Regions from separate parts of the Mus musculus genome. Here regions 2 and 3 are each linked to region 1. The links are chromatin loops, found by intact Hi-C in ENCODE. Cell type or tissue: heart. All regions are shown on one strand.

Region 1 (8,000 bases):
TCTGCTCTATCAAGGGCACCGAGGCAGCCTGTGCTACTGTTTGCCTGGAGTGAGGTTTCTATTTATGGATACCTCCATTACTGTGCGGAGAAGATGACGCCACAGTCAGCACCAGCCATTTAGCAGTCAGTGCAGGATGAGAACCACTGTGGAGAGGTAACTGTTTTCGACACATAAGGTAAAACATGGGCCTCTGGGGCCATGATATGAGAATCTCTGTGTCCATTTAAAGTTCTTGATACCATAGAGTACCAGGTAAATGTCCAGAGGTGCCCAGGATATGGGCACTGTTATGTTAATATAGGCTTCAATGTCAGTAACATCCCAAGAGATCATGCCATTTGTCATCCTGAGCAGAGTCCAAGGTAATTCTGGCCATGGCATCTCAGACTCCTTTCAGACAGTGCTGGATGATGTGAGAGGTCCTCCCTCCTTCCCTGACTTCTTCCAACATCAGAAATCATCCAGGATACAGGACCTATCCTTTTTGTCCAGGCCCACAAGCAGAAAGCCAGTGGATCTGACGCCTGCTGTGCGACCAGGATGCTGGGATGATTCACTAGTGCCTCTGATGGAATAGTAATTGGTGTTAATGGCTACTGAATTGCTTGAAATTCCCAGACAGCTTTCCCTTATCATTTTTTCATCTGATTGCAAACTTATGTCACCATAGAGAGCCCTGTAATTCTTATGTAATTTGCCCAACATATAATGGTGAATTAGGGAGTTCTCTGAACACATAAACTCTCAGAGTCAGAATTATAAATATTCATATTTTTGGCCCCGTAATTTCACTTGTAGGTATTTTTTTTCTACAAATGTAATCATATATAAACAAACTGGTCAGTGCTCAGTATTGGTTGCTATGGCATTTATTTTAGTAGCAAGAGATTGACATGCTCCAAATGCCTATCATTTGTCTTTGCATTCATCCGACAATGGCTCACTGGATGCCAAACGCTGTTCTAAGACTGAGATTCAGTCATGAGTACAGCAGACAGATTTCTCAGCCTTCATAATGGGTGATATAAGCTAAGATCCAGCACTGAGACTGACTGCTGTGGCTGAGGGGTGAGGGTTGGGGGGGGGGGATAGAGCAGAGAACAAAGGAACTGGGGTATCTAAGAGAAGAGTTGTAATTTTATACATAGTAGTCAAGGAAGGCCTCATGGAGAAAGAACATTTGAATAGTCACTCTAAGGAGTCCCTTTCTCCTTAGCTACATGCAGATGTGGAGATCACACCTTCTGTTCTAGACAGAGAGACAATGAATGAAAGGAACTTCAGGCTGGGCCATCTTCCAAAACCTAGGTGTGCTAGAATGGAAGGGAGAGAGGGTCTAGGGGGGCATGAGGCATTTTTGTCTCTGTAGGAACTATGGCCAGTGGAGGTTCTGGGCAGAAGGATGGGATAATATGGTCACCTGGAGCCTCTTTGAAGGCTGCCATAGAGAGTTCAAGAGTAGAACAGGGAGGCTTGCTTGTGAGGGTCACTGGGTGAGAGGCAACTGCCAGCCAAGAGATGATGGAGGAGTGAATTGGTTGAGTTGAAGAAACACTTAGAGAGCAGACTCAGGAGGGTTTGCTGTTGTTTGGATAGGACATGTGGGAGGAGCCAAGAGGAACTCCAAGGTCTTTTGCCTGAGCAACCAGAAGGATGACGATGACATTTACAGAGATGGGAAGGATGGTGGGAGAAGCGGAATCTAAGGGGAACACTCAGAGAATTGTTTTGGATGTGGCAGTTTTAAAATGTCAGATAAGCAGGTGGAGATGCTGAGTGGCAGTTTGCTCTATGAATCTGGAAGAAAGAGGTGAAGGAACAAATTTGGGGTTCCTGGGTAATGGAATTGAAAGCTGTGGCTTGGCTTGTGTCACCTGGAGGGTGAGGGCTGTCAGAAGGGACCCAGCTCTGGAGCCTCCATGTTTATAGCTTGAAGGAAAAAGAACAGGTGAGGGAGGCAGAGAAGGAGGAAGAAGCACACATCCTCCTGCCCCTAGGCAGAGTGGAGAGAATGTCTGAATAAAGATGGAATGTTCACATGATAAAGACCAATCAGCTGGCAACAGAAGCGGCATCGGTGGCCTTCATGGGAGATGCTTTGGTAGAATTTGGGGGACCAACTCTAATAGTAATAGAACGAAAGAAAGTGAGGTAAGGAGTCAGAGACAAGTAGGTGACAGCATTTATATTTGGTAGTTTCACTATAAAAGGAAGCAAACAAACAAGACACACAGAGACACACACACACACACACACACACACACACACACAGAGAGAGAGAGAGAGAGAGAGAGAGAGAGAGAGAGAGAGAGAGAGAGAGAGAGAGAGAGAGAGAAATGCAGTAGTAAGTGGAGAGGGCCCAGGTCAAGGATATTACTGCAGAATTTATATAATGATTAGAACAATCCATCAAACACTGGCAGGCTAGAATTGAAAAGAGCTTTAAAAAACAGCCTGGTGTCTCCATATATGAAGCAGCAATTCTACCTGAGATCTTAAGAAAACTCAAAATGTGATTTCACAGGAAGTTTGAACATAAAGCTTCATAGCAGAGTGGTTTATAGTAGACCTGAAGTAGAAACAACCAAGATGCCAATCAGCTGAGGAGTGGACATAGAAAGCGGGGCTTGTGTATAAAATGGAATGCTATCCATCTCTAGGAGGGGATGAGGTACCCGAGCTGTGATAATGGCACAGTCAATAATAGGCATGCTATGCAAGCCTGAGGACCCAAATGTGACCCCTAAAACCTACATAGAAGAGCCAGGCATGGTGGCATGTACTTGCAACGCCAACTCTGTGGACGGAAACATGAGAAGATCCTTGGGACCTGGTGCTCAGTCAGTTTAGGTTCTAGTCTAGGCTACCAGTGTTCAATGACTTAGTTAACCAGTTAGATACCCTGTATCAAAAACAAACAAATAAATGGTGGAGAGCAAGGAAGAGATTCAAGGCTAACCTGTGACTTCCACCCATGTACATACAGAAATATATCATCATTCCCTATGATCATGTATATAACACACACACACAAGAATAAAGTAATTCATGATAAATGCTACAATATGGAAGACCCTGGAAAACATTAAGCAAAGTGGAAGAAGCAAGACATAAGAGACTACTACATACTATGCAATTCCAAGCATATGAGAAGCCAGAGCAAGGAAACTCATAGAGACAGTATCTAGCAGTCATGTAGGGCTGGACTTGAGGGGAGAGATGAGGAACAACTGTTAATAGAAACGTGCTTTTGTTGAGGGGAAGGGAGAGGCTCTACATTAATAGTGGTACAGACTGCATGACTGGTGTGCTAAAAATCGTTGAACTGTGCACTTTAAAACGATCCAGATGGCATCAGGGAGAGGCCCAGTGTCCTTGGCGGGGGAAGAGCTGGTGTTAGCTTGATTCAAAGTTTCCACATCAACAAGAGAGAGCAGCCCCTGGCAGCATGCTGTCACGGAGAAGCTGTCGGGAGGGAGAGGTTCTAATGGTGGAGTCTTCTTCTGGTAGAGTTATCTTTCTCAGCAAGGTAGGAAACCAAGTGGTTATCTGGGGAATGAAAAAAGGAAGGAACACTGGAGAGCTAAGGAAGTGTGAGTGTGAAGTCATTGTCCATTTGGGAACAATGGACAGGCATGGCCCTAAAAGCCATCTGGTAAATAGGACTCAGAAGTGGACAGGACCTTGGTAGCTAGTGGACCACCCCTAGCTCTCAGCAATCTGACAGTACAGCCTGTTGCACACTACTATTGTGAAAGCACATAGCCTCTGACGCTGGTGAGGCACTTAAGCAGTTGTGTTACACTCCTTACACGAATCAACTTACTTAAGGCCCCTCAGGGTAAGTGTTTTTATTATTACTGCTTCCAAAGAGATGAATTAAGTGTGGGGTGAGGCTGTGAGGAGACAGAGCAGCGCAGTTTGCTAGGCACTCTGGGACTCTGTGGGATCCCAGGAAGCACACTGAGGAAGTATGGCAACTAAGAGCAGGGTGGTGTGCTCCCAGAGTAGGAAGAGCTCCATGAGGTGTGGGAGAAATATACGCACACATGTGTCTGTATGTGTTGTAACTTGAGATATGTATTTCAGTGTGCTGTAATCTGTATAATTGTTGCTGGGAGAATTCTCCAGAAGCCAATATCATGGTTACATATGTCTGAGGAAGGAAACTGGACTTCTGGGATTGAGGGGTAAAGAAAAGGAGCCTAAAGGATCAAGAGTGTATATTAACTTCTGGAGAAAAGCAGAGGCATTCGTGAAAGTCCCAAGAACTCAAGAAAAGAGTCTGGTTGTGGGACTTCTTGACGCCTATTTGAGCAAAGACCTCTCCCATCAAGAAGATGGCCAGCCTTGTGACCTGCGGCCAGCTCATCACCCAGCTTCCACTGGGAAGGCCCCTCATTTCTTGAGATTTATTTTCATAGCTTCAAGATGGGGTGCACAGCGATTTCCCTGCCCAGGGCTGTCGGCAGAGCTCATAGGACTGCTCCCGACAAGTGGAGAACACATAGCAAGCACAAGCTATTATTGTCTCTGTCCCTTGTGAAGGTGACACTATTCTTAGGCGGTGGGAACTCTGCACTCCAGTGCCATCTGGTGTCTTGTGGCTCAGTCTGGCTCTGCCGTGGCAGGCGCTAGAGAAATGGCAGGTACTGAGAAGCAAGAGTGTGTGCTGCTGTCACGTGTGAGCTGCTGTCACTCACCACTCGGGCGGTGCTCGGCGGCTGCTTATGCATTCAGAAAGCATCTTCTATGCTGCAAAACATCTTGTTCCCTTGGCAGGAAGTGACTTAACAGCTGTGCCAAAGAAACAGCAGAAAGCCAATGCTATATCACACTGGGCACCTGGGAGGGAATGGGCTTCCCTCCAGAGTAGAAAATCCCTTCCCACCTCTCTTCTTATCCCAGTGTTTAGATAATTGGTATGACCTGTCTAGATAGTGACACTTCCTGAAGTCACATAGTGTCATCCCATGACAAGAGTCTCCTTTAAAATCACCTCTAGATTAGCTTTGGGTACCTGTTCATCTCCAACAGCAAAGTGTCCCATTTAAGCTATGGACTAGAAGCAAGGGTGTCACACAGGGCCATCTCCTCTCCAAGAGCAAGCTAAAGCATTACATGATTTTATGGGGCCTCAAACTCAATTCGGAGCTATCAGCCTCCTTCAAAATTATCTAGGGCTGGAGGGAATTGGGTGAGGATGGTGGGGGGGGGGGCGTTGGATTTACAAGAATGAGATTGGTCTCATATGGATAGTTTCTGAGACTGGGATTCTAATGACTAGAGTAGGGATTTGCTATGCTACCCTTCTCTATAGGTCATGTTTAAAAAGAATAATGACAGCTTTGATCTTAACAAAGAAACAATTGTTTCTAACAAAAATCATTACATGCCCTTCAGTCCTTCCCTGTCCCTTGCAGTGTCCCTCAAGCTTTTAGATCAGTCTTACTCATCAGTTTGGAACTGGGTTGTCTTCCCTGGAATAGCTGCTTTTATTTAAGAAATTTGACTCAAAACAGTGATTGGGCTAGACATAAAGCCACATTCCTGCTTCAGCTTCTGGGAATAATGAGAATCCTAAGAAAGTCTCATGCTTGAGTCTCAAACATGAAATCATGACACCAGAAAACGCCAGTGAAGTCCAGCATGCCTTCAAAGTATATGTAACTCAACTCATTTCTGGAGCCTTTTGGAGAATCACTGAAAATTTGTCACCCAAAGGGGTGAGGGGAGAGAGAGGGGTTTAGAAGTGACTGGCTATTTTCTTCTCCTTTTCTCTAACCTCTCCTTTTTTAGTAGTCCTACTACAGGCCCCTATTTACTAATGTCTTTTTTTAAGCTGCTTCTTTCCACTTTGAGTTCTATAGAAACTCATTTGGAGGGAAAATACCAGCACAGATGTGAGGCTATTTACAGTCTTTATTGATTCAATTGGTGTGGAGATTCCTATTGTGTTGCTGAGACCCTAAAGTGTTTGTTACAGGGTGAAGCCCTGGACCTTGCTGGGGATGTTAACACTACTGTGTCTCATAACACTGTATTATTATCTTAAAATAAAATTAGAAGTAAAAACCCCTAAGTCTAAACCCAGTTTGACACCAAAGTTAAAAAAAAAAACAAAAAAACCCTGGGCCTGGGTTTCTAATCAAACAAACAAACAAACAAACAAATTTCATTCTACATCAAAAGCCAGACCTCAGTGTTAGGGATGGAGGCCCTGAGTTTCTCCTCTCATTCTGTATATTTGTATAAACACAGGCATATACACATGTGTGAGCATACACATGCACACACACACACACACACACACACATACACACACACACACACACACACACACACACACACACACACACACACACACAGTGAGACCCTTTCTTGGGAGACAAACAACAGCAAACAGCATACCTTACCTTTGCACACAGGGTGGCACACAGCAGCACAGGATCTCTTTTCCCTGTTTCCGGGACCCTTTGTCTCCCAGGCTCCTCCGTGACCACTGGTGTAGCATCTACCCTTCAGCACCCTCGCTTGCTTCTTGCTTTTCAGGGAAAGCAGGGCTATCAAGTCAAGGACCCCTCACACGACAGACAAAACCTGCTTGCACCTTTCCTGTCTTTCTTCCTCTTCCATTTCTAACAAGTAGTTCAAAGGGCTCTTGTGGAGGACAGCTCCACTTTCCATTCCTACATCCCTGCCTCCCACTAGTTTTTTTTAGTCCGACCATCAAGCCATGCCTGATTTCATAGATTTTTTCCTCCCCTGATTAATATTCTCTCTACTGCCTTCCAAGGCTGCTTCTCTAAGAACTAGTTTGTATTTGTGGTTCTATTTCTTTCCCTATGCTGCCTCCCTTTCCTCCCCCTGGCTCCAGGGCCTCTGAAGAGCTAAACCCACCTGTTACCTCCCGGCTGCTGACTTCCTCTCTGGGATCTTCCACTGGGATGCAGACCTTCCCTTTACAATGTCCTGGCCCTGGGTCCCCACCCCCACCCCCACCCCACGCGTGCCTTGTGCCTCTTCTGCTCCCTTCAAGTTGACTTCCTCTTCTCTGCATGAAACCCTAGAGATAAATTTGGCCTCAGGATCTGTGGGGCCTCTTCTCAGTGTCTGCCACTATCCTACAGGGAGGGACACATGCTAGTCACAACCGCTTTCTCCAGCTGTGCTCTCGGCAGTAAAGCTGCAGTATCTGCCCAGCTCCCTACTGGACATCTTCCAGCACATTAAAACTCAGTGTCTCTGTAACTGCTGTCAAAACCTGTTCTGCCCAACCCTGTGGATCTCTTCTTCCCTGAGACCCATCTCCAAACCAGCCACAGGCATGGCTGAGCATACCCATCTCCAGTCCATCTTTAAGGTCCCCATTTCTCCCTCAGCACCATCTAGCGACAGACAAAGCCACTATCACATCCCACTTGGACTTCCAGAAGGTGTTTCCTAGAGCTTCCTAGCTACATACACCAGTTACTTTTGTGAATGCACATCTAATAGTGGCCTTCCTTCTTCATCCCTTTAGTGTCTCCCAGATCAAGTGCTTTCATAGAATAAATACAAAGATCTTTAAAGGCCTTTGACTCTGGATTTTCTCAGAACCACTTGTTCTACCCTACCTGCACTATCCCACCTGTACTGCCTCACTTACACTATCCCACCTGCACTATCCCACCTGCACTATCCCACCTGCACTGTCTCACCTGCACTATCCCACCTGCACTATCCCACCTGCACTGTCTCACCTGCACTATCGCACCTGCACTGCCTCATCTGCACTATCCCACCTGCACTGCCTCACCTGCACTGTCTCACCTGCACTATCCCACCTGCACTGTCTCACACTGCACTATCCCACCTGCACTGCCTCACCTGCACTATCTCACCTGCACTATCCCACCTGCACTATCCCACCTGCACTGTCTCACCTGCACTATCCCACCTGCACTATCCCACCTGCACTGTCTCACCTGCACTATCCCACCTGCACTGCCTCATCT
Region 2 (8,000 bases), 75 kb before region 1:
GGGCTTTGAGGGGTAGAATGATGCCCAAGTTCTGTTAAGTTGCAGTAGTGACAGCTTGACTGTTTGGCCACCCTGTGACATGGCCTGAAATGCTTCTCACATTGGAACCTCTACTACCACTACAGAGATGTTTTCTGGGATCCTTCCAAGACCCTTCCTGGGAAGGCTGCCCAGGCCGTAGGATGAGTGGATGCTCAGCCTACTTGGTCCTCACTGTCTTCCAGGCTGGAAAGGCCTCTTCTTCCTTCTGTGCCCAATGGTCACGTGGCTTGGGTTGTGACTATCCCCGCCCCAGAGATGCATCAGTGGGTCAGGGAAGGAGGACTGGAAATGGCCCATAAAAATCTTGGGCCCCCTGTAAACACAGAGCAGGGGCCTTTGAAAGCCCAAAGCACTTTTATGTGCTAGTTAAAGGGCCTTCCTGTTGTGTCGCCAGGATTTACGGGAGGTGGGGGGGGGGGTGCAGGAGGTGATGAAGCCAAGTGCAGCCTTCATCCACTGACATACTGACTTCCAGAGGGAAGGGCAGGAAGGGAGGACCTAGGAACTTCTGGCAGTCACATTTCACTTCAGGCAGGGACTCCATACCTTGAGATCCTGAACCAGCCTGTAACCCCCATCCCCACCCAGGAGGGGCAGTGTTGCTGACCAAGGCAATGAGATGAATCCAGGTCAGTGGCATCCACAGCCACAGGGAAGGAGACCCAAGACATGGGCAGAGCTCACAGGACAGAGTGGGAAGTGCACAGACTGCACTGTGAGCCGATGCTTCACGGGAGATACCATTTCATGGCCCCTACCCATTCTCAGCATCAAATGCCAGCACTGAGGCACTCCTGGGAGGGTCAGCTCCATCACAACTTATGAGTAAGAGACTGTCAGGCTGCCTTCCTATAGCACCCAACAGGAATGTGATATTTGTGAATTTAAACCTACAGCAGAAGCCTCAAGGTCAACGAGTTATTCTCTCCCCTCTTACAACAGTGAGCCATGCCATCTTTTTCTCTCTGGCAGGAGTGGCCTCAGCCCGTGGGAACTGGGAAAAGAGTCCCTCCCTGACTCACGTGGAAGAAGGAAGGTGCTGTTCTTCGCTCTTCCACAGCACTATGTGCTAACACATTTAAGGGCCCGTTGAAACATCAGTTCACGACTCGGCTCACAGGTGCCTGTGTATAGGAATGAGGGAAGCAGCTGCCACTCACTGCTGCTCTGAAGACAGGCATCAAGCTAGCGATTGCCCTGTTTCTGTCCATCTTCCTGACTCTTAGTGTGAGAGACACTATTCAGCTCAATTAGCTGGTGTCAGAGGGCACACAGTGACTTTGGTCTCTGAGACCTGCCTGGTCTATCACACACCTCATTTCTCCGCTGGTTCTCGCTGCCTGCTGGGAGACTCACTCCATCCTCTGTCCATCCATTCAAGGAAGCAGCAACCATAACCACTCTCAGGAACCTGGGGTCCTTAGCTCTGTTCTCAGACAGGAGGATTCCCACATTGACCTCCCCGTGATCCCTCTTCCTGGTCTCCTGGCCCGAGGTGGTCACAGGGCCTCAGGCCTCTGGCATTCTTCTCCGAAGCTGCTGTTCTCCTCTGCTCCTCTGCGACGCTATTGAGTTTCCTCAGGTCTGGTCAACCAAACACTGCCATATGGGGGGAGAGTTACATTTCCTGTATATGTGTCAAAATATCTGAGCGGATGTGAAATAGATCAGACATGTATAAAAATAAACTTTTACAGGGTGACTGACTACTCCCCTCCAGGGGGAACGAATGGTTCACTTTTCATCTGGGGCCCAGAAACTTGGCTGGGGCCTTAGGGACCACTCTTCACATGTGACTCCCTATGGCCGTCCTGACTCACTTCTTTGGGCTTAGGGCCAGCTTCTCTCCTGTTGGCATTCTCTCCAGGGGTCCTGGTTATGGAAACCCTTCCCCACTAGGCTGACAATTAGCAGGGCACCTTCCTGGGCCCCAGTCTCTTACTCTTTTAGCTCTCCCCTTTTCTCTAACAACCTGTGACAGTATAATTCAGGGTCCCAGTCTTGGTTACAGTAGGACCACCCCATCACCTCTTCATATAATCAGAGCACGCAATGAGCACACATTAAATGCTCTTTACCCATTGTGTGCATCCCTCTGTATAAAAGGGCAGGGACTGTTTATCCAGTATTCCTGCCTATATCCTACTAAGACTTCTCCACTCATCTGCTTCTCAAGGTTCGGTGTTGTCGAGTTATCTCATCTATCTCCCCGTTCCTTGCTAACTCAGCATCTTCATGGATGAAGGTTGGCTCTCTTTATTGCTGAGAGAACTCAGCACTCTTAGCACCGTTATCAGAAATGGCCCCCTAGTTGTAGCCCTGAATGTTGTGTTCACTCCTGCTGCCCTTGCAGGGAGATTGGGAGAGGGTGTCAAGTGGGAGGATACATAATGGTTTGGGACAGATCAGGAGATTCTGTCACCTGGAGCATCCAGACCCTGGGATTTCTATCATTCATGAGCTACTGGCTCCCGGTCAAGCCAAGAACCTAGCCTTGACCCAGCAGGAAGTAGGGAGTGGGGTCTCAGGTCTGGAAACCCCATGTTCATCACACAAACTCAGTCCAGACCCAGAGGCATCTGGCCTGGAGAGACACTCAGCCTTCTCACCTGGGTATAAACCAGCAGGGAAGCAACTCAGGGTTGCCTTGTCTGCCTCTCCCACTCAGCTTGCTAACCCCAAGGTTACGACTGTAGATGTTCCCATCCCAGCTGAGCCTGACATCTGATGGACAGCAGCCATCCTACCAGGTAGCCAGCGAGCTTGGGAACTCAGCCTGGGTTTAGCCAGGCTATCTATTCCCTGGCCACCGACCCACTGTCAGACCTTAATGAGTTGCTCTTATCTAAACCAACTGCAAATTCTAGAGATGAGCTCAAGCCCGCAGTTGCTCAATCTATGATCCTGGATCTGGATGTTGGGGGGGGGGTGGAGAGGGGTGGGCACCCCGTTAGTTCTATGGGCATCTTCTTTACTCTTGAGTTTACTTTATCACATTTCATCCACAAAGCTTCAGGGCAGAGAATTCCTGCCACTGTGGCTGATGACATAATCTTCACATGAAGAGTCACCTTGGAGGTAGGGAAGCATTCATTTCAGCCATTCAGGTTCCACACTCTTCAACACGGCCTTGTCCAGGTTGGGCTCTCAGCCGGGATGTTCTTGTTGCCTCTTTGACTTCTTCAGCTCTTTCCGAGGCCTCTTTCAAAAAAGTCATCTGATTTGCACACCCTACACCCTCTGCTGTTAGTAGCAGCTTCCTTTCCCTGGCGATAATTTAGGTCCTGAAGAGTCAGACTTATGTGTTCCCTCAAAATATGTGCCTGGCTGACCTCTTCTTCCTGGCCCAGAACCCTATTCAGTGTGGGCCCTTGTGTCTATACCCCAGCCGTGACTGACAAGGGCTGGACAGTCTGTGAGAGGTGGGGTTCATGTCAGGATAAAGCTCTGTACCCGAGGTCCAGTCCTGTGTGCCAAGACTTCACAACAGCATGGTTGGTCATGGCCACCAGGGCTGGCCAGGGAGGTCACCAGTGACATCTAGTGGCCACAGCCAGATGTCACAAGGTAGGAGTTGTGTTGGGCTCTGCGACCAGGCTTCTGGGCTGCACCAGCAGGTTGCAGGCAGGCCTCTGACTTCTCTGGGGCTCTGGGACAGCAGCATGGGGCAGGACTAAGGTGGTTAGGTGTGAGAATGGAGGTCTGGACAGACACCAAGCTGCTCATTGCCACCAGAAGTTTGGCTTTTCCCTGATCTCTCCCATCTGTGCCCCTCTGGGCTCCTGTAGTCTCTCTCATAAGATCTGCCATAGTCCCCTTGCTCACAGAGTCCCCTGAAGAGCTGCCTGTCCTAATACAGACCTAGGCTGGAGTGCAGAGCAGCCTCAAGGAACCTCTCCTAGTGACAGCTAGACAGCTACAGAGGACAGCGCAGGGTAGGTCTGAGGGTGGGTCTTGGAGGACTTAGTAGCACTGGGCTCTCCTGGGCCTTACACGTGGGTGGAGCTTCTGAGTGCTAAGGTTCCCTGAGCTGGAGGAGGCAGGAAGTGCCTGGAGTGAAAGAAGTACACTCTCAGCTCTACCCTGGGATAAATAGCTTCCCAGGTGGACCCCACTTTCTCTGACAATCATGAACGTTTTCCACTTGGAGGAGAGGGGAAGAGGATGGCGTTCTCAGAAGAGCAGCCCGCCTGCGTGCTTTGTACTTCACGTGAACTGCTTCTGCCTGCCCCTGCATCTCTCTCATCTCTCTTCCCCTCTCCTCTTTTTATCCCCTTCCCTGGTGCCCCTCCCTAGCCCATTCCCTGGGTCTCCCCTGGCTAAATATTTCCTCTGCAGGCTTTTTATACCTGTCCTCTTCCTTCTTGCTTCTGGCTGTTTCTAGGTCTTGCCTTGACTTCCACCTCCTCCCTCATCCTTGGCATCCCCTTCAAGGCTGAGCTGACATCACTCAGGTAAAATAACAACACTTCATTGCGCTCCGGTGGTGGTGGTGGTGGTGGTGGTGGTGGTCAGGTGGACAGAGATCATAACTTATTTCCCTGATAAGCCTTCATACAGAACGAGAGAGGAGGCAACCCTGAGTTTCCTGCACTCTGGAGCCCCTCAGCTGTCACTAACTTGCCTGCTCACCCCATCTTCCCCTATGAGCTAGGACCAGCCTGCAGAAGACTATACAGGTAGGAGCAGACTGGGAGTCACTGTGGGCATGCTTTCAAGTACCGTGGGGTCTTTCTCACTGTTACAGGAGTGACAATAGGAACTCCGATTTCTGGTAGTGAGTTGAATGCCACATTTAATATCTCTGCAGGTCAGATGCTGTGGGTTCGCACCTTAGCTTCAGAAAGATGCTGGGAAGTGATCCTAACTCCTATCATCTACCGGTGAAAAATGGGATCTGAGGATTAACCCATTAAAGGCAGGCCCCAGGCCAGCAGGTGGACAACAGGTCTAATTTTATGATTACCAAGGTTCAGTTAGCCCACGCAGGAGCACTGGGAGACTCTCCCATCCTATCTGCCCCTCAGACATTGCACTGGTCTCCAGTGATGCCAGTAGCTTTTGCAGTGTTCGTGAGAGAGATCTGAACCCATGACCATCCATATTCTCTGAGCACATTCATTTCTTTCCCAAGTCATCAAACCCACTCATTTCAGAACATCTTCCCCTCTAATTATGACAATCGTCTGATTGTGTGCTTTGATTACACAATTATATTTTATCATGTTAATTGCATAATTAAGACAAGCAGTTACATGGGGGGGAGGGGAATATTTCCTAGCTCCAAATGGGATTCCAGTACCCAGACAGGTGTTTCTTCTGTCCCCTTTAGGAGGGGCTAGAGACTCCAGGGGTTGAGTAGTGACCATTTCTCTCAGCAGTTGCGGGAGACATTGATAATTCAGTTGTTACTGTTCTCATGGCTCTTAAGTCTCTGTCATAGGTGCACCTGCCTACACATAGTCACAGGCTATGGAGAACTGAGCCTGTGTTATGGCTTCCATGTGCTTACAGTCTGGGGAGCTCGACCCAAGTGGCCATCTCCAGAGACTTCTCATGTCTGTGGCAGCTCAAGCCTGGATAAATGGGCCTTCAGAGGAGGGTCTAGATGCAGATGACTGATGATATCTTCTTCCTCCGTGCTCCCAGCCTCCATGCTCCAAGCTCCCTTGCTTCCTCCAGAACCCCCAAGCCTGGGACAGACTACACCTCACCTTCCTCTGTCCCCTGTAACGTTCACTCAGATTGCGCCCTCCAGAAAGCCTTTGTGGGTTAGTTCTGCTGGGGCATCTACCGTAGGATGACTCCAATCCTGTCTATCCAATGATTTGTTCATCATGGGGTCCTCTCAAGGGACTGAGGACTCTTAAATGGCCCTTCAGAAACCTTACTTACTCCCTTCATCTGCACAGATGCCTGCCTGTCAGTCATGGCCACAGCCCTACCCACACTGTGTGTACACTTGCAAATTTAGATTCATTTTACATCCACCAGGGGAACTGGCTATTTAAATAAGTGTTACAGAGGAGCCTTTGGTAAATCCTGATATCACGTTCTGCTTTATTTTCTATATAATTTTGGATTTTCATCTTTCTAGGGGGAGGGGGAGGGTGAAGGAGAGGCTGCAGGCAGGGTTATGTCTTTCCACAGCTTATGTATTTGGGTCCTGCATGATCCTGTGTGGCTTACGTGTCTAAATCAGGTCTTTTCTACTAACAAATGTGTGTTCAGGGCTATCTGTATATAAAACTCAGTGTGCTGAAGGCATGGGTACCACAGTGGATGAGACTCAGACCCTGCCTTTGAGCATCAGAGGGAGGGACTGGGGTGCATATGCTGGATGCACTAGAAAAAAAAATGGCTGCACAGAGGCATGTAGGATTACCTTTGTCAAAGTCTGGGGAAAAGCAGAGAAGGCCTCACGGAGGAGGTGATTTTTAAGGCAGGCAGGGTTTGCAGGATGAGTTGGTAGTGTTCAAATGAGGAAGCAAGCAGGAACAAAGGCAGGTTCTCATGTTTGGAGTAAAGGGTGAAAAGTGGGGGTGCAATGAGAGTGGGTGATAAACAAAGGCCTAGGCCAGGAAGGCCAGTGGGGACCAAGGAAGAGCTCAACTCTGGGAGGTTAACATGAGGCTCAGTGTCTGGGATTCCTGACTGGTGAGTGCTGTGAAACACAGTCTGGGTCATCTGCCAAGAGTGAGAATACAGGAGTGGGAGAATAGGTGTAGTGACAGTCTACGTTCCCATGGGAGAATAGGTATAGTGACAATCTGAGCACCCATGAGAGAATAGGTATAGTGACAGTCTGCACTCCCATGGGAGAACAGGTATGTATGGTGATAGTCCACACACCCATGGGCTTTTCTTTCAGCTGCTGTTAGATGCCAAAGAGACAGGAGTGAAAGTTGAGCAAGCATGGGACAGGGTTGGAGTAGGGTACTGTGGATGGGCAGGCTCAGGAAAGCAGTGCTTATTGTCAACATTGTCATCCTCTGTAGGGTCAGGGCTGTGGGGAAGGAGAAGTCAGGCAGAGATAGAGGGAGGAAAGGATGAAGGGAAAGGAGGATTTGGGTGCTAGGAAGAACTGAGGGAGTCTCCAATGCAGTCAGCTTATCTACTAGGGTTGTTAACTCTTCTAGGGCTACTTGCTTCTCAACCAAGAAAGTACCATCCTTTTGGGCTTACTCCACCTGACAAGGGTTTGGGCCAAGATCAACAATGTGTTGCAGTTGAAGCCTGCCAAACGCGACACTCAAATGCCCAAAAAATATCCTGTTTCTTGTGCACCTCTGACCCCAGAGTCTGCCCAGAGCCTGCCTGAGGAAGATACAGAGATGTTTTAGGAGGCAAGGTGGGCCACCCTAAAGATACAGCTATGCGCCTCTTGCTATAGGATTAAAGGAGCTTACACATTCTCCTCCTGCAAGGAAGGCATCATCAAAGCACCTTGTAGGATGTGTGGATTGAGGCTACAGATTCAAGGCAGACACCATTAGTGGCTCTGTCCTAGCTTTCCGTGCTGGTGTTCCTGGGGGCTCCGTGATTTCTCTGGCTGACACCAAGAGAGCAGGAAAAGTACTCAAGGCATGTGCTGAAAGAACCAGCGGCCATGCTGTTGGGATAGTGCCTTTCCCTGTTCTCTTTCTCTGTTCCAGCTTTCATTTCTCCTAGGCCTACATTTTCTTTCCTGGTCACCCACTCTCCCCCAACTCTGTCCTCCTTCCCTCTTTTCTCAGGAAGGAAAGCTGCTTCATGTCCACAATGCCCCTCTGCTGTCCCTAAAGTTCTGTTCTGGAAATGAGCCCTCCTGTAGCATTATGACATCACTGTGCATTAGCTAGTGGCTGCCCATGTGGGCTGGGCCCTTGCCCTACTAGGAGCTGTGACAGAGTCACCTATTGGGCCCTACACCTTCAGGGCAACTCCCAGAGCATGGATCCCTCCTGATTCCTCTCTGG
Region 3 (8,000 bases), 96 kb before region 1:
AGAGTGAAGGTTGCAGAGGCAGCTCATAGCATTTGGGGAACCTCCTGGTGTCCAAGTATCTCCGCTGCGCCCCAACCTTGAGCCTCTAAGAGTCAGTTATTATTTTGAGGGGAGGCAGCGGGGCGCATATGGGAAAGGAGGGGTATGTGGGGAAAGTGGAGCTATGTGTGGATATGGTGAAGGGGCTGCTCCTAGAGCCGCTCCCGCGCAGCACTGCGGGAAGGCCGGATTGCGCTGTCTCCTCCCTAGCATCCTAGCGGGCCAACAGGGGTTGATCCGCACCGGGCACAGTTCACCTCCAAAATGGGAATAAGAGAAAAATTGAGATAGATAAAAAGCATTCGAAGTTTAATGTCAACTTCAAGCCTCTATAAAATCAGATCAAAGGAAACAGGCGCTTAGCTTCCTCTGAGATCTCCAGGGGGTTCGAGGCGCTCACTAAGTCCTGCCCGCTGCTGGCCGCGGGGCGCGCTCTTCTCTCCAGCCGGGGCCGAGGGCTCGAATGAGGGCCGCAGCGACGTGAGGCCGGAGTCCGGCTAGGACGCACGCGATTGTCACAGGGAGCGGTGCTTGGGAACTGGGGACCGCCGCAGGGTGACATCCCGGCCGGTCCGAAACAGAGGCGGCGAGGAGGTTGAAACGCGCGAACCGGGAGCGCGGCGAGCGAGAGTCCTCCACTAACTATGATCGATCGGTCGATTGGAAGGACCCTCGAGGGGCGGTTGTCCGCACAGGGTCTCTGCAGTCACTCATTCTGGTCACAGGCGGCAGCGAGGTTCCAAATAGCCCGCAGCGAAGCGCTCAGTCCCGTCTGTTGTTCGTGCTGGCGATGTGGGCTCCAGGGCTTTCCGGGGACTTTGGGGGCCCAGGCTGCTGTACGTGCGCTTTTGGTTTTTCCCTTTCTATCTTAATTGCACTCTTCGATAAACATTCCGTGTATGTGTGTGTGTGTGTGTGTGTGTGTGTGTGTGTGTGCGCGCGCGCACGCTTTCCCCCACTTTCCCTTTTGTCTTTAGGAAACTCTTTTGAAAATTCCCTAAGGTGGATGACAAAATGGAGGTGCGAGTGGTCATGAGGAAACTAGGCTCCTTTTAAAAACAAAAACTCTGAACCGAAGATCTAAGGGAGTCTTCAAGGCTAAGGTGAGGAGAATCGCGAATGGAGAGAAACTTATTTTAGGAATAAACAGAGAGTTTTATTAGTAGTAAAATTATAGTCTCTTACTCTCGCCTCATATAAAAAAGAATTATAAATCCTGAACTCCTTTGCCTGTATCGGTTTTATGCACTGTAGCATTCCACCCCTCCCGACATAAAATTCCATGCCTGCAGAGCTTGCTTATAGGTGAAACCACATGTGTTTTGTGTGTGCCTGTGTGCTCACACAGTAAGCTTGTGGCACTGGACAGTTCTTCATGCATTAGGAGAAGGGTCGCTAACGCACCCAGGGAGGGTCATTTGTTTTTGGACAACTGTAGAAATTACCATGGACTCACAGCAGTAAATAAACCATCTCAAAGCCTTTAATCTCTAGCCAGAAGTTATAGGAAATTCATGAGTAGAAAAGGGGACCAAAAAAAAAAAAAGCAAGGCTAAGGAGAAAAGGTTATGGGGGGTGGGGGAGAGAGAGAGAGAGAGAGAGAGAGAGAGAGAGAGAGAGAGAGAGAGAGAGAAAGAGAGAGAGAGAGAGGCGCACTGAAGGAATGGAGAGTCACACACAGCGATTCTGAAAGGAAAAAGGAATGGGGATGGAAAAATAGAGAAGAAAAAGAGAAGGCACAAATGCAGAAGAAAGACCTCAGGAGACTTGAGGAGACAAAAGGCCCTTGCTCAAACTAGGGATATAGTGGGGTGGGGAGAAGACCGAAGCCTTGGAAGCTGGGCGCCTCCCCAGGGACAGACAGCCTCCCCCAAGGGCCCGAGCTTCTCGGGTTTCCCGATGTAAGGGAAGTCCAGGGAAGACTTTGTGGGCACAGTCTGCTTTATACCCGGATCTGATGATGCCGGTTCATTTGGTTTTTAAACAGTAGATTTGCAGTCTTCTGGGCTGGGACAGGGTCTGCTAGTCATCCTTAGAACCTGCAGATTGGATTGAATTTCGGCCACTTTGATGGTCCCTTAATCGGCTCCCAGTTTTCCAATTTCCAGTCCCCTCTGCCGGGGCTGGGGCTTGAAAGGGACTTTAAAGACTTTCCTTTGATAATGGCTCACGGTTACATATTTCCATAACAATTTTCTCTACCAGATCTGAATGTCTGATGTAGTCCCAGATGTTCTGGGGGTGGGGTGGGGGGCGGAAAGGGAAGCAGTCCCCTTTGTCCCAGGCTGCCAGGCCCTTGAAACAGGGTGAACAGGCTCTGGGAGGCAGACTCAGAGCCACACAGACAGACCTCCTTTAGTAATTCTCTGGCCCTTCTTCCTAAGCTAAAGCTTACTGGCAGGTCTCACATCCTCTGCTTGTGGCTTTGGCACCAGTGGGCCTGAGAGACCCCTATTCCAACCAAAGTGACCTATCCTGAATCCCCTCCGTGCTCTCTGCTTGGTGACAGTCCTGGATCCGATCAACTTAATGTCATAGGAGGTCAAATTGGTTCCAGGTGTCACTCCTGGGGCACATGAACGGGCCCTTCTGTAGACCTAGCATCTTCGGGGAGCATCCAGAGACCTTTTCTTCCTTCTCCAGCGTTTACTGAAGGGCACTGTGAAAGTACTAAGAAGCTTGGCAAAGCCAGTCAGCCTCCAGCTCTTGATGCCGGCAGGACCTTAGCTCTTGGGGAAATGAGGCAGGGAATGTGAGCAAGGCTGAGTGAGTGTGAAGAATGTTGGGGAGAGGTGTCATAAAACGGATGGATGTTCAAACGCAGCATCTGGGAGAGCTTCATTGGGATGTAGCATTTGTTCTGGGACCAGGGGGACATTCAGGGCCAGACTCTGCAATGATAGGGGAACTTTAGGCACGGGCATTAGCACTGTCAACATGGGGGATATTTTGAGGCAGAGAGGCATTGTGCATCTTAGTCCCCACAGGGATCTGGCAGCGCTGGAACACGTCCCTCTCACCTATTAAGTTTCACCCAGCCTTTGTGAACATCACAGCCTAGACCAGACATGTGCTGTACACTGGGGTATGGGAACAGGGAAGACAGATCCATGCTGTTTGAACACTGTAGGCATAGAACGCAAATTCTAGAAGCTATCTGAGGCAGCGTGGGCAGAGAGAGGACAAGCAGGCAATTCTACCTCTGTCTCAGCCACACCCACCCCACTTTGTGTACTTCCACCGAAGCTTCCTTTGGGAGAAGGCTGGCAGAAATCAGGGAGGCTTGGCTTACAGATGAGGACAGGATTTCCCTAGTTCATAGGAGTTTGGCTGTTGTGAAAAATAGCTGAGGGACTAGTTAACTAAATGCAAGTGTGAAATGTATCAGAGACCAAAGCTTATGATTAAGCTCTAACCCAGTTCTGGATGCTTGAACTTCAAAAAAAAAAAAAAAAAAAAACCCAAAAAACAAAAACAAAAACAAAACAAAACAAACAAACAAAACAGAATCCAGCGCTGAAGCTAGAGAATGTCTCCATGGTTAAGAGTGCTCCTTGCTCTTGCAGAGGGCCTGGGTTTGATCCCCAGAACCCGTATGGTGTCTCACAACTACCTGTAACTCCACTCCTAAGGGTATCCCACACCCTCTAGGCCTTGCAGTCACCAGACATATATGTGTTGCACAGACACTGGAGCATGCAAAACAATCATACACATAAAAGAAACACATCTGAGACAAAACAAAACAAAGACCCTTTCCTGTCCCTGCTCCTCTTCCCTGACTCTTTGGTCTGTGGATAGACCATTCTGCCAGGTTCTATGGCTCAGCTTCTCACGTCCTGCTTGCTTCCAGTCCCCGGTTAGCTGGGAATGGCTGGGTTTCAGCTGTTTCTAGAATATTCAGGGGCCCCATCCTAGTGATACTTGAAGATCAGGCCCCAAAGATGAGGCGACTGAATTCAGAAGTCTCACACTCCTGCTCCTCTTAAATACCATGGGTTGCAATATAAAAAACTGCCACCAGGGGGCAGAACATAAGTGCGGGGCTCCCCTTCATGCTTTGGCTTTGGTCACTGTGTTTGCAGAATTTACCTAGAGCAGTGATTCTTGACCTGTGGGTGGCAACCCCCAAAGACCATCTGAAAACATATATTTCCATTACAGTTCATAACAGTAGCAACATTACAGTTATGAAGTAGCAACAACAGTAATTTTATGGTTGGGGGTCAGCACATCTGGAGGAACTGCATTGAAGGGTCGCAGCATTAGGAAGGAATCACTGGCTTAGAGCCTCTTCTCAGCACTTCCCATGGACTGTACCAACAGGGGATACTGGAGCTCCTTCTTGTGTGAAGCTTATGGTCAGTCCACTGGTGGCTTCGGTGATGCAAATCTCCTCGTCTTAGGTGGGCAGAGGCATATTGTAAGCAGTCCCCAGCCTCTTCCTATCCTTATCCCACCATTAATTAGTTTTGCTAGTCTATAGATACCTAGCCTCTCACAGTCCCACTGGCTTCCTCAGGAGCAGGATCCTAGGCCGGCCTCTGTCTTTCCAAAAGGCCCTCATGTACACCTGGCATGTACACTTGGGCTCTCTGCAGCTTGGGCTCTTGAGAGAGCAGGATGCTGGAGCCCAAGGTCCAGATCTCTCAGTTAGGAGAAGCCAAACCATTTCCTATCTCCCCACAACCCACCTATCCCAAATGCTACCTTTCCCTTGACCAAAGCTGGTGCCTGTGTCCCTCCCTGCTCCCCAGCTTGAGAGTGGATGCCTGCTTGAGGATGTATTAACTCCACTCTTCTAAGGTGAGGAGATTGCCACTTGAAGGATAAATGTGCCTGTGTGCTTGTGAGTGTGGGGAGGAGAGTAAGAGGTAGGGAATACTGACAGTTTAATGAGGTACCACCCTCCTCTTGCCTGCCTAGGGCCCATGGCCAAGACAAGTATCAAGCACTTTCCTGTACAGGTCCTTGTGCTAGGTACCCACAATGAGCTGGCACACTGTGTAAGACATAGCCCTCACAGGGAGGAAGGCCCCACAGGGGTAGGGGGAGGAGTAAAGATCCCACCTGGGCATTGAAGAGTTGTGTCATCTCCAAGTTCAGGAACAGCCAAGGCTGTGTTTGTCCTTTACCTGGAGACTCCAAGTGTCTGGCAGTGGGCCTGGCACACAGTAGGCATTGCACTAAAACTGTGGAACGCACACAATGGGAGAGCAGAACAGAAGTAAAAAAGGCAATCAAATGAGGGGAAGCAGGTTAGTCCTGTAGTCCCTTACCTAGGCTGGGCCTCAGGTGATCCACCATCCCATTTTTGAACCTGAGAGTCCTGGTCTGGGAAGTCTCTCTGAGTCTGAATAAACTGAGATGGTTTGTCAAGGTTTTTCTCCTTGAGTTCAGGCTGTCCCTCCAGGACCTTCCCTCCCTGGCCCTCATGTTACCCTTCTCTGCCAAGCAGGGTCTCCTCCAAGGTCCTCTGGGCCGAGCCCTGCCCCAGCCATGACCCCCCAGTCATGATCCCACAGCCTGACCTCCAGGGCTGTCCACTTCCCTTTCACTCAGCTATTCCTGATAAGAAGACTAGAAACAGGTTTGCCCTTTCACCTCTGCATATCTCTCTGAGGAGCCTGCAGGTCCCCACATCCTGGGTCACACCCTGAGAGGCCCCATGCCTCCCCCAGATTGTGGGCCAGCAGCTTTGGCGGGGTGTGGTGGTGGGGGAGCAGAGGCCACAGCCCTCAGGAGACAGGCAGCTCCTTATCTTGGCTTAAGAAGGTCCTAGTGCTTGCTCCTAAGATACAGAGCTCACTGGGCAGAATGGCAAGCTGGCTGACCCCTCCCCAGGTCTTTGACTGACATTCTGGGTGGAACTGGCCGGATGTTTCTCCTTCTTAAGAGACACAGCCTCAGGCAATACAGCTGTGCCTTCCTTAGCCTGGCTGCAGCTGGAGGTACTGAGAGCCCAGAACCCACACTTCCTAGTTTTGGGATAACATCACTGGGCCAAAGGTCTCCAAAGAAGGGATGTGGGGGCTTCTATGAGGTCCCAAGAGGGTCAGCATGACTCATATCTGATTACCTTCTTCGATGGTCCTTTGGATTTCTGTTCATCAGGGTCTGACGTTCCCACACTTGTGTGCTCATCTGACTGATTGGCAGTGCTGGGTGGACCGCGTAGATCTCAGAGTTTGCTTGGGGTCTCACTTTGGCCAAGCGCTGCCTGAGCCAATGTCACACCAAAACCCATTCCAGTTGTGGAGGCATGTGATGTCTGAAGACATTGTCCTCTAGAGTGGTCAGGTGCCACTTTTACTCCTAGGGCCCAGTGCAATCTCTACTGATGTAGAGCGGATCTCTCTCAAATTTGCATCAATCCGTAAGCTTTTGAATTTGTGGACTTGAGGTGATAAGAAATAAACAAGGAATTTTCCCCTTTGGTGAACTCCCACTAGGGGCTAATTGGCATCTAAAATGGGCATTGTCCACCTGTGGTCAAGGACAGGTGATGAGCCCCCTGTGTGCACAAGGATGTTTCCAGGGCTATATTTTCTTTCTGTATCTTTAGGGTCATGTTTTCCAGACGTTAATCGCTTGAGTAGAACCTCTGTGGATGTGGTTACACCAGAATGTGCGTGTGTTACTAACATCTTCCTTTAACCTACTGTACACACACATACACATGCAAATACATGAAAATATCTTTGGGAGGAAATTTCACATCCTTACTATAAATGGAATATGAGTAGTAAAACAGAGCAGCTACAAAAATAAACAGGATGACAAGGCAGTAGTGCCACTGTGCTGTGGCTAAGGCTGCCTCTACAGAACTTTGAGCCTCAGGTTTGCTTTCTTATTATTTTATTTTTTTCTTTGATTTCAGTTTTATTGCATTATGATGAGGAATGATACATAATTTCAATTTATCTGAATTTGTTAACATTTAAAAACATATTTTGTGTAAATAGACTTAAATCACATTCTTCTTTCCCTTTTGTACCCCAACTCTTCCTGGAGAGCCCCCCTTTAAAACCTGCAATACCTTTCGTTTTTTATCATATTCTTTAAAATTTATAAAATATTGTAACAATAAAAATGGGTATTATAAAAGTTGTTTGATATAAAACAACAATCAATTGAACAGTCTTATGTAGATGTTTGTCTACAGCAATACTGAAAATACATACGTTTTTCTCAATATAAATTTCAAATAACTCTAAATATATTAACTGTATGTTTTTTAAAATAATATATCAGCATTATTTTTTTTTAATGAACATAAATAGAAAAAGTCTTTTTTTTTTTTTTTTTTTAGTAGAGCTTAAAAATCTTGGCTCTTACTGTGGTACAAACACAAAATAAGAATAGTTTTTGGACATTGGAGTTTATTGTAATAAGGTTGTACTTCAATGTCCCTCACATCACCAAAGGATTTTATCTTCATAGTAGTTAAGCTAAGAGTTGATAGTTCTGTTGCACCAAGGAATGAATTGTAGGCATGATTTTTGGATACAGATTTCCTGCTATGGTCAAAGCTATTCAACTTGAGTGATTGCTGTCATTCTCAGCCTGCAGGGAACAGGTTACATTCATTAAGAAATGGTGTGTGTATTAAGATGGCCTATCCATGAAGTCATTCATCAACTGTTTCATTGAACAATGGTTCTGCTTGGAGGGTAGCACAGACATTAGGTGAGGGTAAGGTTCTGGTTCATTGGCTATGATGATTTTGAAAAGCATTCATCCTAGAATAAGAGTAATTTTTGGGCTGGGGAGATGGCTCAGTGGTTAAGAGCACTGACTGCTCTTCTGAAGGTCCTGAGTTCAAATCCCAGCAACCACATGGTGGCTCACAACCATCTGTAATGAGATCTGATGCCCTCTTCTGGTGCTGTCTGAAGATAGCTACTTATTTATAATAATAAATAAATCTTTGAGCCGAAGCAAGCAGGGATCAAGCAAAC

The links. Peaks named below come from ENCODE experiments on the same cell type or tissue, not always from the same donor. Only the 100,000 strongest peaks of a DNase experiment are listed, where the experiment ranks them.
Region 2: it touches region 1 in a loop (2.5-fold over the local background); 3 of 42 quality-filtered maps call a loop at or near these places.
Region 3: it touches region 1 in a loop (12-fold over the local background); 5 of 42 quality-filtered maps call a loop at or near these places.

The regions. Positions count from the first base shown.
Region 1 is chr3:107,480,127-107,488,126 of GRCm38, reverse strand. All of the region lies in intron 6 of Slc6a17 (solute carrier family 6 (neurotransmitter transporter), member 17), which reads left to right. Among named protein-coding and RNA genes, the nearest start is that of Kcnc4, 25 kb to the right of the region's middle. In heart, a CTCF peak has its summit at 4,604 (motif pointing left); a DNase peak (open chromatin) is centred at 4,606; H3K27ac peaks cover 300 bases; H3K27me3 peaks cover 420 bases.
Region 2 is chr3:107,554,948-107,562,947 of GRCm38, reverse strand. It overlaps Ubl4b (ubiquitin-like 4B), which reads left to right and starts at 7,875. Exons shown (of 1, transcript NM_026261.2): 1 at 7,875-8,000. In heart, a CTCF peak has its summit at 3,582 (motif pointing left); a DNase peak (open chromatin) is centred at 3,517; H3K27ac peaks cover 1,278 bases; H3K27me3 peaks cover 4,501 bases.
Region 3 is chr3:107,575,733-107,583,732 of GRCm38, reverse strand. No RefSeq gene overlaps it. Among named protein-coding and RNA genes, the nearest start is that of Alx3, 15 kb to the left of the region's middle. In heart, a CTCF peak has its summit at 4,052 (motif pointing right); no DNase peak of the experiment used is centred here; H3K4me3 peaks cover 1,176 bases; H3K27ac peaks cover 877 bases; H3K27me3 peaks cover 3,763 bases.